2 separate regions of the Homo sapiens genome follow, and region 1 is linked to region 2. The links are chromatin loops, found by intact Hi-C in ENCODE. Cell type or tissue: transverse colon. All regions are shown on one strand. Each heading gives the region's core, and the rest is flanking DNA. Links, peaks and the distances in the headings are about the cores only. Region 1 holds the start of LOC105371922 (a long non-coding RNA gene). Region 2 holds the start of LOC101928855 (a long non-coding RNA gene).

Region 1 (6,996 bases), core at 1,118-6,117, 220 kb before region 2:
ATTCTCTGCAGTGGAGACTGCACATCGGGCCAGTGCATGCCTGCTATTCTCTGCAGTGGAGACCGCACATCAGGCCAGTGCATGCCTGCTATTCTCTGCAGTGGATACCGCACATCGGGCCAGTGCATGCCTGCTATTCTCTGCAGTGGAGACCGCACATCGGGCCAGTGCATGCCTGCTATTCTCTGCAGTGGAGACCGCACATCGGGCCAGTGCATGCCTGCTATTCTCTGCAGTGGAGACTGCACATCGGGCCAGTGCATGCCTGTTATTCTCTGCAGTGGAGACTGCACATTGGGCCAGTGCATGCCTGCTATTCTCTGCAGTGGATACTGCACATCGGGCCTGTGGATCCCTGTTATTCTCTGCAGTGGAGACTGCTCATGGAGCATCTGATTTTCTTCTGGACCTTCTATTTTGAGCTGCATTCACAGAGCACACCTGAGAAATGGTGGCCAAGGGGAGTGATCTAGGACCCTGAGAAACCTGGAAGCAGCTCCCCTTAGGGAGAGTTGCAGAGGGCTGGGGATGTTGAAGGAGAGAGAAGGCTCTGGAGGAACTTGGATACTCCTTTCCAGGCTGAGAAGTGCTGCCCTGGGCACTAGAGAGGGAGAGCTCTGGCCATGGCTTCTGAGGGCCAGCTGCAAGTGGACACTGCCATGGGACAAACAGCCTCATCTCACTCATTGAACATTCCAGGAGGAACTAAATGACCCCTCTCAGGATGTCACGGGATTTCTATGTTGCTGGAAAGATGCTTGTGGTGGAAGCGTGGTTACTAGGTGGACCTGGATTCAGAGGACAGCTCAGCTGATTCCTGGCTTGTGGACTTAGATGGGTTGAACCTTTAAACACTCAGAACATCAGTTTCCTGTAAGGTGGGGTAAGAATGCGTGTGTACTGTGATTGATGTGAATAAAAGGAGCACTGTTGCCAAGTCCCTGAGTGCAGACCCAGCAGGTTGGAACCACTTCTTTTCTGTTCCCTGAACAATTGGACTGTGTGGACGCAGATCCTGCTTCCCTGAGCTGCACGGCCCTCTCTGATCGCACATACATGTGTGCATCTGACACATATGCTTGAGTGTGAGGGTGACAGCGGTCAGACAAATGGGCTTTTTTTTTTTTTTTTTTTTTTGAGACAGCGTCTTGCTCTGTTGCCCAGGCTGGAGTGCAATGGCGTGATCTCGGCTCACTGCAACCTCCGTCTCCTGGGTTCAAGCGATTCTCCTGCCTCAGCCTCCCGAGTAGTTGGGACTACAGGCGCCCGCCACCATGCCTGGCTAATTTTTATATTTTCAATAGAGACGGGGTTTCACCATGTTGGCCAGGATGGTCTCGATCTCTTGACCTCGTGATCCGCCCGCCTCAGCCTCCCAAAGTGCTGGGATTACAGGCGTGAGCCACCGCGCATGGCCAAATGGGCTGTTTTAAATCTATTAGAAAAATTTTTCACAATTTTTAGTCTCTATTATTCTTTCTTTTTTTTTCTTTTTTTTTTTTTGAGACGGGGTCCCACTCTATCACCCAGGCTTGACAGAGTGCAGTGGTGTGATCTTGGCTCACTGCAACTTTCACCTCCCAGGTTCAAGCAATCCTCTCACTTCAGCCTCCTGAGTAGCTGGGACCCCAGGCATGCGCCACCACGCCTGGCTAAATATTCTCAGTTATACTTTCAGTACACATAAAGGCAGTTGTCAACCAAGCTGTTTGTTAGAAAATGCTAACTGTGGTCCCTGTCCACTGCCTCTTTCCTGTTTTTTTTTTTTTTTTTTTTTTTTGAGACAGAGTCTTGCTCTGTTGCCCAGGCTGGAGTGCAGTGGCGCGATCACCGCTCATTGCAGCTTCTGCTTCCTTGGTTCAAGTGATTCTCCCCTGCCTCAGCCTCCTGAGTAGCTGGGATTACAGGTGGGCACCATCATGCCAGGCTAATTTTTCTACATTTAGTAGAGATGGGGTTTTGCCATGTTGGCCAGGCTGGTCCCAAACTCCTGACCTCAAGTGATCTGCAAGCCTTAGCCTCCCAAAGTGCCGGGATTATAGGTGTGAGCCACTGCGCCCAGCTGTTCACTGCCTCTTTCTGAGGCCTGTCCCACGTGGGACCTTGTGAGCTGGTGGAGGCCTCTTGAGGGCTGGCAGGAGCCTGTGCTACCTCTGGGCCCAGCACCTATGCTCCCGGGAGCCGTCCCGCCTCTTGCCTTCAGTCTTCATCTGTACTGTGAGGATCATCCACTGGCCTCCCAACCCGGTAGTGAAGGGGGAATAACAAGGACGTCTCTGGAAAGTGCTGCAGGTTCCCCTGAGGAAAGCTATTGTAGAGTAGAAACGAGAATGCACCCCCGGAATCAGCTCTCCGATGATATGCAGGTGCAGCTGCCTCCAGCCCTGCCGTTGGTCAGGAGGAGGCAAGGGGTACCTAATGTGCTCTTATTTGGCCCATGATGAGTGGAGAAAGAGACCTTTGCCCAGGTGTCCATGTCACTGAGGCAGTGGCGGAGGGTGTCCCCCAGCTCTGCAGTGGTCACCCTCTGCCTCCTGTCCTCGGGCAGCTGCCTGTGGCTGCAGGCGGTGAAGGTGCTGTTGGTTGTTTGCTCCCAGACCTGGCTGTGGGGCCTGCTCTGCAGAGGTCAGGGGCATGGCGCAGGGGGACCCAGCAGGGAGCTGGAGCCAGGCAGTGCGGGCTGAGCCAGGCCGAGGAGACCCCCGCTTTTATCTTGAGTGTTGTCATCTGATGCTGAGTTCTTTCTCAGCAGTGAAGGGGAATCAGTGTCCTGACTTGAATTGCACTTTGATGGGGTTTTTAGTTTCTGTGTGTTGGATTTTTACTGAGAGCTCTAGAGAAACTAGTCACCTGGGGGTTTCAGAGGAGGGTTGTGAAGTGCTGAATTTTTCTTTGAGCTTTTAAGGTCAGAACTCAGGGGAGCTAAAAAAAAATGAAAAAATAATAATTTAAACCTTATAAGGTGACTCATAAATAACTGCCTTTCAAGATGAGTGGAATTCTTCTGGGAAAAAGCCCTGTGGAAATTCTCCTGACCACCGAGAACAAAGAGGACCACTGCTATAAAAACCTCCAGAATCATCATCTGCGGATGGAGGGAAGACTCTGCCAGGAGTGCGATTTTTCCTTTATGTGTTACTCCGTTTACCATGTCTCAATAAAATGGCAGAGAAAGTCCTTTTCCTGTGTTTCATTTTTCCCACAACCTTTCCCCTTTTGACTTCTTTGGGGCTTCCCCTTATCTGAGACTGGCCCACCGCAGAATTCAGCTTCACGGGCCTGTCCGGATGGAACGTGGACGCCATCATGTGTTTACTGCTTTTATCTCTTAGCCACTTAGAAACATTGTTACCATGAGAAAATGGGAATTATGCTTTGATCCTTGAGTTAAATCGAGGCTGTGGTAGCTGGTGAGTTATGAGGCTTTATTAAAATAAATGATCTTGGATGTGTTGGGTATTCACTGGCAAGATGTTACCAGAACTCAAACATTTAAGATAAGCCACATATTATTTGTATGGATTCATAAAATATAGAAAGAGCGTGAGCTGGCTATGGCTGGGTTTTGTATCCTTTCCCCCAACTCTGTTACACTTTTCTGAAAGAAAATGAGACTTTGCTTTTATGTGAATAGCTGTAGAAAGCTAGGGAGGGGTGCCATTTGGAAATTGAATTAAAACCAAATTATGTAAGAATGTGGTTAGTTTTATAATATCCTGTTCTTGTTTCAGTGCTTTGGTTTATTATTATTATTATTATTATTATTATTATTATTATTTTTGTTTTTTTTTTTCCTGAGATGGAGTCTTGCTCTGTCGCCCAGGTTGGAGTGCAGTGGTGCGATCTCGACTCACTGCAAACTCCGCTTCCCGGGTTCAAGCGATTCTCCTGCCTCAGCCTCCTGAGTAGCTGAGATTATAGGCACGCGCCACCTCGCCCAGCTAATTTTTGTATTTTTTAGTAGAGACAGGGTTTCATCATGTTGGCCAGGCTGGTCTTGAACTCCTGACCTCATGATCCATCCGCCTTAACCTCCCAAAGTGCTGGGATTACAGGCGTGAGCCACCGCGGCTGGCCGGTTTATTATTTTTTCCTCAGTGCCGTGGAGGCGCACAGGGCTGCTGCACCCGTTAGGGTGGCCCTGGGTCCTACAGCCCCGGGCACACGGTGCACAGCACTTGCGTAGGGTGGTCCTGAGTGTGCACGCTGCTACGTCGCTCAGGCTTATGTGCCTTAAGCAGTTGCATAGTTTAGGCACAGTGCTGCTTCTCAAAGTGAATTCTACTTGGAGCCACTTATATATAGATTAGATTTTATAATGTGTAATATGAAGAGGAGCCTGGAGGTATACTTAATTTAGGAATTATATTATTTTTGGTTTGGGTTTTAAAGTATTTGAATGCCTGTTAAACCAATTCTGTAGTGGCTAGAGGTTCAAAATTTGTAGTATTTATGAAAAATACTCATTCTAAGTCTGCTTCCTTTTATAATTTAGGTATATACACTCTCTGTTCAGAATTCCTCAATACAACGCATTAAATATTGTTCCGAGGTCTTCTGAGCCCCGTTCTCAGTGGTGGCCGTGAGCTAACATTTCCACATCTGTCACAATGTTGTTTGCAGTTTGTCGGGAGGCGCTCTGCAGCCAGGCAGATGGAGGGGCCGCTAGGCAGGATGTTGCGAGTCTGTGAGGGCATCAATCCCCCGTTTCTGGCATAGATTTAATTGTTTGGTTCAACTGGGAAGCCATATATTAACTTCTACTTCAACCCATCCTGATCTCTCCACAGATGCTAGTTTTATACAGGCCTATTTTTCTCTGAAATTGAGCCTGAGAGACAAAAATCCACACTTGGGCTGTCATAGATTTTGGTAAATTGAGTCTTGTGACTGATTGGTGCCTCCTGCCTGCCCCGTGATCCTGTATGTAGTAACCACGTCGTGATCACAGGTCATGGATTGGGGAAAGTTGCCTCCAAAGATGTGGGTGTCTGTTTTTCACTCCACTTTCCATTTGGCCAAAAATTCAACACTTCAGTTTCTGTTTCAAAAAAGTAACAAAGAATTAAAAGGAAAAAAGCAGTAAGAAAGTTTGGGCCATGGTGGTGCTCTGGTACCCGCCTTCCTGTTTCTGCCTGTGTCGCTCTGGCTGGGCAGGGTCCGGGCATGGCAGCCCTCCCCTCTCTCCTCCCCCTCTGCCATGGGGGCCTGTGGTTCAGCTGCCAGGCGGGAACTGAAGAGCAGCCCCGGGCGCTGCAGCTTCCTGTCCTGCCCATCACGGTCAGGGACGCCGGTGTCCGTTCCTTCTACTCCAAGTCTGTCCCGAGTTTGAATGTTCAGATGCCACCAGCAGCTCTTTAGGGTCTGGACCAAACGTCTGATTTTTCCTCTACTAACCTGATATGTTTCTCATGGCCTTTCTCGCCTTTTTGCCATGTGTGATAGCTGTTCCTGTTCCTTGGACTGGATTTTCACGGGCTCGCTGGCAAGCAGGTCCTGCATAGCATGCTCAGCATGTAGCTGTGCTCCGCGTCTGCCGGATGAACACACGAGCCGGTCATGGGCCACGTCAGCAATGTTCTCGACCTTTGTAAGCTTCGAGAATGTGCTGTGTGTACAGAAGGACGCGCAGCCAAGTATGCGGTGGAATATCCAGAAACAACACGGGGCTTGTCGGGTGCAGACGGGGCGCCTCACCGGCCCGGCGCAGCCCCGCTCGCCCCTCTGGCCTCCCCCGCAGTTCCCCTTTCCTGGTTGTGCAGCATGCACTCGCTTGCCTTTTTCTTTTCTCACAGTTTTATCAACTGTTTGTGCATCCCCGAAATAATACAGCTTTGCCTGGTGTGGAAACGTATATAAACATTATCATAGTATCTGCGCTCTTTTGTGTCTTGTAAGACACCCGAGATCGATTCTGTTGCCGTGTGTAGCGGCGGTTATTCTTGCTGTTGTCGTGAGCCATTGAATACAGTGTCGAACACTTGGGTTGCCCAGTGTGTGTGTATGATGAATAGTGCTGCTATAAGTGTTTTTATATATGAATTTTGGTTAGCACCTGTGTGGATTTTCGGGAGGTAGTTGCCTAGGAGTGGAATTGCGTAGTAATCGGGTTGGGTTTTAGCTGAGGTTGTTTCTGCTGCACCACACTCCGGCCCACACTGTTACGCATTTTTACTGTGTTCATTCCTGTGGGTATGTATTATATCATGGCTGTAATTTACTTCCCCCTGGCCCCGACTTTGAAAAGTTGTATTTATTTATGAGATACAATGTGATGTTTTGATAGATATATACATTGGGGAATGATTAAATCGAGCTTATTAACAACCATCACCACACATATGTATCTTTTTTTTTTTTGGTGGTGAGACCATTTGCAATCTCTTTGCAATTTTAAAATATATAGTGTTATTAACTATAGTCAGCATGCTGCATAGTAGATCTCTGAACTTACTCTCTGTCCAACTGAAGGCTTGTGCCTTTTGACCAACATCTCCCCTACCCCTTCCACCCACTAACCTCTGGTGACCACCATTCTACTCTGCTTCTGTGAGTTTCGTTTTTTTAGATTTCTCATGTAAGTGACATCATGTGGTGTTTGTCCTTCTGTGGCTTATTTCACTTAACGTAATGTCCTCCTGGTTCATCCATGTTGTTGCAAATGACAGGATTTCCTTCTTTTTTTTAATGGCTGAGTAGTATTCCATGGTGCATGTATATCACATTTTCTTTATCCATTCTTTTTTTTTTTTTTGAGATGGAATCTCGCCATGTCGCCCCGGCTGGAGTGCAGTGGTGTAATCTCGGCTCACTGCAACCTCCGCCTCTCGGGGTCAGGCAATTCTCCTGCCTCAGTCTCCTGAGTAGCTGGGATTACAGGTGTTCACCACCACGCCTGGCTAATTTTTGTATTTTTAGTAGAGATGGGGTTTCACCATGTTGGTCAGGTTGGTCTCAAACTCCTGACCTCAGGTGATCTGCCCTCCTCAGCCTCCC
Region 2 (5,899 bases), core at 900-5,899:
CGTGCAGCCAAGGGGGAATGTGAGAGGTTCAGAGGCCACCCCAGGGAACCTGCACACAGCACGGAGATCTTCCGTTTCCTTCACAGTGGTACCCAAACCCTGGTATTTGTCATCAAAACAAAGGCCTGCGCCACAGAGCACGGAGCTGTAACATCTGTGGCATTCGCTCCACCTCCTCACGGCTCTGCACCTCCCAGCATCCTAAAGAAAACGTGGGCTGGGCGCAGTGGCTCACACCTGTAATCCCAACACTTTGGGAGTCTGAGGCAGGCGGATCATGAGGTCAAGAGATCGAGACTATCCTGGCCAACATGGTGAAACCGTCTCTACTAAAAATACAAAAATTAGCTGGGCATGGTGGCGTGTACCTGTAGTCCCAGCTACTTGGGAGGCTGAGGCAGAAGAATCGCTTGAACCCAGGAAGCGGAGGTTGCAGTGAGTGAGCTGAGGTCATGCTACTGCACTCCAGCCTGGCGACAGAGTGAGACTCCATCTCAAAAAAAAAAAAAGAAAAGGAAAAGAAAATGCATGTGTCTGGATATCTCTAAAGGAAGCCCTCGCTCTGCGGAGATGCAGGAGCACAGCTTGATTGGAGGGCAGCTTCCGTTCCTTGAAGGCAGGCTCCCAGGTGCAGAGCGAGGAAGAGGCCGCAGTGAGGCTGAGCGTGTGCCTGGTCAGTGCCCCTTGGCCGTCCTTTCTGATGTTGGCCTTTGCTCTTGTGTAGGAGTCATCTCAGACGGCTCAGTACCTATGGAGGCACACGTCACTGCGGTCGCATAACCGGGATGAGGCTCAGCCCCCATTGATGCCTCTTCTCTAGACGCATCGTAGTTCAGCAGGTGCACCTCCCTCCGTCCAGTCTGCCATTTCTCCTTAACCTTCCCTGAGAGTCTGTTGCTCCAGCTCCATTGCCCGCACGGCCCTTCGGTTCCTCACAACCCCTGGTTCTGGTGGGGTGCCTGGAGTGCCTCCTCTGGCAGGGGTGCCTCCTTGGATCTGTTTATCCTGCAGGATTCAGTGCCCTGCCGTTGTTCCTATGTGCGTGGCTGCAGACTTGCAATCGGTGATAAAGCAGTGTGGCGTGAGGCGCCAGCATAACCGGGGACCCCGGGTGTGTGGTGGCTTTTCCGGTGCTCATCACAGCCACCCGGCGAGCAGCCTCTGAGGCCATCTCCATTTAAACTTCTGGAAACCGAGGCAAGGGAGGTGGAGAGACTTGCTCAGGGTCACAGAGAGTCACACGAGGGTCCCCTGTCGGTGGCGGAGCCTGTGTCCGCCCCCACCCGTCCTGCTGTGTCTGCCCCCAGCCGCCGCTGCTGGCTTCTCAGTTTGCTGCTCCGTGCTGCACAGTCCCCTCTGTCAGAGCCTGGTCGCTGTGCCCTGTGGCCCTTCAGAGAAAGGCCTCCCCGTTCTGATGTGCGTGTGTTGTCTTCTGACCTCGATGCCAGTATGTTTTGCGTGAGTGGCCAGCTCGTCAGCGGGGCCTCGGGTTCCAGGCTCGAGCGCACTTTTCAGACCCCGCGTGTGTTTCTCAGCACGTTTGTTCATTCACCGTTCATTCAGCAGACATCTGCTGCGGACTGGCTGTGTGCTAGGGCCTGTCCGAGGCTCTGGAGCCAAGTCCTTGCTCGTTAACTTACATCCTGATCAGGGGAAGAAACGCACATAAGAGGAGTGTGAATGTACCAGGAGAGCCATGTGATCGCACACAAGAGTGCCTGGATGCTTCTTTGATTGGGCAGCCTGATGAGGCCCATGAAGAGGCAACACTGGAACTGAGACCACCTGGCCAGACGGGAGCAGCCATGCCGGGACCAGGGGCAGCGTTCCAGACGGGGAGCCCCACAGCCTCTGAGCCAGGCACGAGCTTGGGCTGTGTGGCAAGGGCCTTCTTTGAAAGAGGCATATGTAGCTTCAGTATTTATAATTAACACCGCTAACCTGGCAGCACTTAATGGGTCTACAGGGGCCTGTGTGAGTCTGACTCAGACCACTGCATCAGATGGGGAAACTGAGGCACTTAGGAGCTTGATGGCTACCTACAGAGGACATTTTGCTCCATGAATCAGTGGCGTGACCCGCAGTGGCCGCAGAAGGGGCAGTGGCACAAGCCTGACTAGTGGCTCCGTTTGCAGAGGGGGTGGGGGCGACTGACGGCCAGCAGGAGGGCCGTGGTGTTCTCACCTGAGAAGGCGGGCGAGCACTCCTTTTGCTAGAAGAGGCTAAGAGATCTCTACGATTATTTCCATGGATGATGACCCAAACAGATTTAGTGTGGCTGCGTGTGTAGCTGCTGTGTCTTCTAGCTGTTTCTGGAGACCAGAATGTGCCTCCCCGAAATATGAAGAATTGTTGGGCTGAAGACAATTAAGAAGCAAGTGCAAGAGAGCTCCTTTCCTGCCTTCTGTTTCCCTAAAGCAAAACATAGATCTACAGAGACAAAGGCATCCTGTCCCGCCCCGTCCCAGGGAGGACAGCAGCAAGCCCCGAAGACAGCTCCAGGCCCACGCGAAGGTGTTTCCTTCATTTTCTAGATGAAGTGACTGAGTCTCAGAGAGGTTAACTCACCTGCCCAAAGTCGCACAGCTAGGAGTGGCCGAGCCTGGAGGACAGAGCCGGGTCTGTGTGATGCCACCCCCAACTCTGCATCGGCTGGCGTGTGGAAGGACGTCCATCCCTTCACGTCCCTCTGCGTGTTTGTGAGTGCGATTCTGAGGAAAGTGGCATGAGTTTTCTGCATCAAGATGCCTGGTCTCAAAGGGCGGGTTCCATGTGGACCTGACAAAATGAGGGGATGTGTACAGCATGGGAGGAGAGACCGGTTATTTTGACCCAAGCCCCGGGTGCCCAGTGGTAGGAGGAGTGCTGACCTTCTGTGTGATGCATGCCCACCAGGAAAACCTCAGAGGATTATCCCAGAAATCAGGCATAACCACACAAGGCTGCCTGTATTTGGAAACTGTCTTTCCTAGGGTGTTTTAACAAATTCACAGGAAGACACAATTTACAACCAGGCTAGGAAGTGACTCTGGGATTTCAGCATCTTTTCAGAGACAGAAAGATCCAGATGAGCTCAGGACAGTCGGGGGAAGGTGGTGGCAATCTCTGTCAGAACCGTGGAGTGTTCGTTGAAGATACTTCCACAGCAGGAGAGCTCCACGCCCCATCCTGGAAGCTCACCCTCCTCCCCTCCCACCCTCTTTAGGCCAGATTTTTGCAGAGAAGCTCCCTGATGAGATGCAGCGTGCAGGTGAGAGTGGCGTCTGGAGACAGCCTGGAGGCGGCCAGTGCCTCCGGAGGGAAGTGCTCCCCAACCCCGGCTCTGCTGGAGCCCGTCCTGCTTCCCCTTATTTTAGGAGCTGCTTTTCTCGATGTGGCAGGCCTTTCAGCAGCTTCTCAGGAGACTCTGCTTGGAGGTGGCTTCTCCCATGTGACTCCTGCAGCTGCCTCTCAGGAAAGGTCTGTCTGAAGGTCGGCCCTGACACCGGGAAGCCCACAGAAAATCTGTTTTGCAGAAGTGCTTCAAAAATAAACATGGGCTCAGATGTCTTTCTGATGGGCTTTGGAATCTGCCTGTTTAATAAAAAAGAATCTGCTTTTCATTATGTCATCAACATGTTGAATAAGAAAATGGGGAATTACCCCTCGCCTCGCTGTGGCCCCATCTCTCCCTGTGGTTTTTGTTTGCAGCCTCCAGAGTGGCCATTCCTGTCCATTGTTGTTGTTGACTGACTCCAGGAAGGGGCAATAATTTGTCGTTCTATAGTAAGTCAGGTAAAAGGTGAATTATCTCCTGTAATATTAACTCTGCTTACTGTTAAGTCAGGGAAACTTCCTCCCGAGTTCAACCCTACATTTACTTCACAAGTAAAGATGAGCAGAAGTCTGTACTAGGGGAACCATTAAATACGGAAGGACAGGATCCAAAGAGATGGCAGCACTGTGCATATGAACCATGTGATTTAGAAACCGAGCAGAGATTTTTAAAAATCATTAAAAAACAAGCCGCCTCTGGTGGTTTTTAAAAAGCCAGTCAGCTTATGCAGGGGTGGAATTATGGAACTTTCTAGTTTCTATTGTCTCTCGGGTGCCATGTTCACTCCAAACCATTTCGGTAACCCTGAGCCAGTATATCCTCCTGGAGAAATTAACAACTGCTTCCTTTAAGTCAATGTTTTTCAAAGTTCAAGTCATGGTTGATTAGTGGCTATGAAACCAGTTAGGTGGGTCACAGCCAGCATTTTAAAAAAGAAGAAAATGTCATTGTTTTCATAGTAAGATAAGTGTTCCGTGGTCCTGTTGCTTGAACATGTATCTCTTTTTTGGTTTGCTTTTTTGTTTCTGTTGTTTGGAGGCATGGACAGGGTACGAACCTGTGAATATGTATCTTTATATGTGGTTGTGTATGTGTGTTTGTCTGGTCACCAAAAATATTCCTAGGGCTCATGATCAAACAAGTTGGAAAGCTTCTTATTTAAATGATCTCTACTCTTATGTTAATTGGGGACCTAGACACACTGACCACCTTAATTGCCTATACTTTAGTTACCATCAGTGTTGTGAATACTTAGTCGTTTTCCAAGAACAACCTTGCCCCAAATCCCTGCTCTACCATCATCAGCCTTGTGCCATATTATGGTTTCCTATAATCTGTCCCATTTTTAATTAGGAATATTGCTTATACGTATATCTTTTTTCTTTGATTTTTTCTTTTTTTTAAATTCTCTTTTGCTTATACATATATCTTAACAGCCTCTTCTTTTCTTGTTGAAGAAATAATTTTGACAAGTTTTTACATTTTACTTTAAATTAAAAACTCATTTCCCTTTTGACCACATGCATTAACCCTCAGAACTGAAGAAGGCCAGATTAACCGTACCAACTCACCCTTCTTGGGAGAATGAAGCAAACCTTTTATCATCAAGATATGTCACCCTTTATCTCTGGTAATGCCTTTTGCCTTAGAGTCCACATTTTTAAAGTATCGTAGCTGAACAACTGTCTCTTGGTTAGTGTTTGCAGAATGCATCTTTTTTATCCATATGTATATAAGGTAGATCTCTTTTTGGCAATATAGTTAGCTTTTATTTAGTTTTGTTTTAAAATAGAGACAGAACATTTTTGGTTTTAATTAAAGTATTTAGTTTGTTTACATTTAGTGTAGTAATTGATATATTTGGGTTTAAGTCTGCCTCCTACTTGCTTCATCCTTTTTTTTTCCTGTTGCTTTTTATTCTAGCCACCCCACCACCCTTTTTTTTGGAGCGGGGGGAACGGAGTCTCACTCTTGTGGCCTAGGCTGGAGTGCAATAGCACGATCTCAAGCTCACTGCAACCTCCACCTCCCAGGTTCAAGTGATTCTCCTGCGTCAGACTTCCAAGTAGCTGGGATTACAGGCACACACCACCACACCTGGCTAATTTTTTGTATTTTTAGTACAGACAGGGTTTCACCATGTTGGCCAGGCTGGTCTTGAACTCCTGACCTCAGGTGATCCGCCCACCTTGGCTTCCCAAAGGGCTGGGGTTACAGGCATGAGCCACTGTGCCCGGCCAAGCCCCTTTTTTTTTTAACTTTTCTTTTTTCTCCTCCCTTACCATCTTTTGAGTTGATTTAGCAATTTTATTACACCTTTCTTCTCTTCTGTTGGCTTGTTAATTTTATATTCTTTACTATACTTTGAGCATCCTGTTTTTTCCATTAACTGCCAGATAGTATATGCCTTAGACTTTGCAGGCCATGTAAGGTCTCTGTCTCATAGTCTTCCCATTGTTACAACTCTTTAAAAATGTAAAAACCATTCTTAGCCTGGGGGCCTTAAGAAAACATGCTCCTGGCTGGATGTGGTCCTTGGGCCATAGTTTTGGTGACCTGCTTTAGAAACTATAACGTGCATCC

The links. Hi-C counts contacts between places; a loop is a spot of excess contacts. Peaks named below come from ENCODE experiments on the same cell type or tissue, not always from the same donor. Only the 100,000 strongest peaks of a DNase experiment are listed, where the experiment ranks them.
Region 1: a loop joins it to region 2, with 2.2 times the contacts of the local background. A loop is called at or near these places in 2 of 110 quality-filtered maps.

The regions. Positions count from the first base shown.
Region 1 is chr17:80,581,427-80,588,422 of GRCh38, forward strand. All of the region lies in intron 1 of RPTOR (regulatory associated protein of MTOR complex 1), which reads left to right. It overlaps LOC105371922 (a long non-coding RNA gene), which reads right to left and starts at 5,535. Exons shown (of 5, transcript XR_007065932.1): 1 at 5,398-5,535. In transverse colon, for the core only: no CTCF peak of the experiment used is centred there; no DNase peak of the experiment used is centred there.
Region 2 is chr17:80,802,097-80,807,995 of GRCh38, forward strand. The region is part of intron 7 of RPTOR (regulatory associated protein of MTOR complex 1); the gene reads left to right. LOC101928855 (a long non-coding RNA gene) reads right to left here and starts at 3,536. Exons shown (of 4, transcript NR_110852.1): 1 at 2,871-3,536; 2 at 2,569-2,778; 3 at 2,185-2,412; 4 at 1-1,643. In transverse colon, for the core only: no CTCF peak of the experiment used is centred there; no DNase peak of the experiment used is centred there.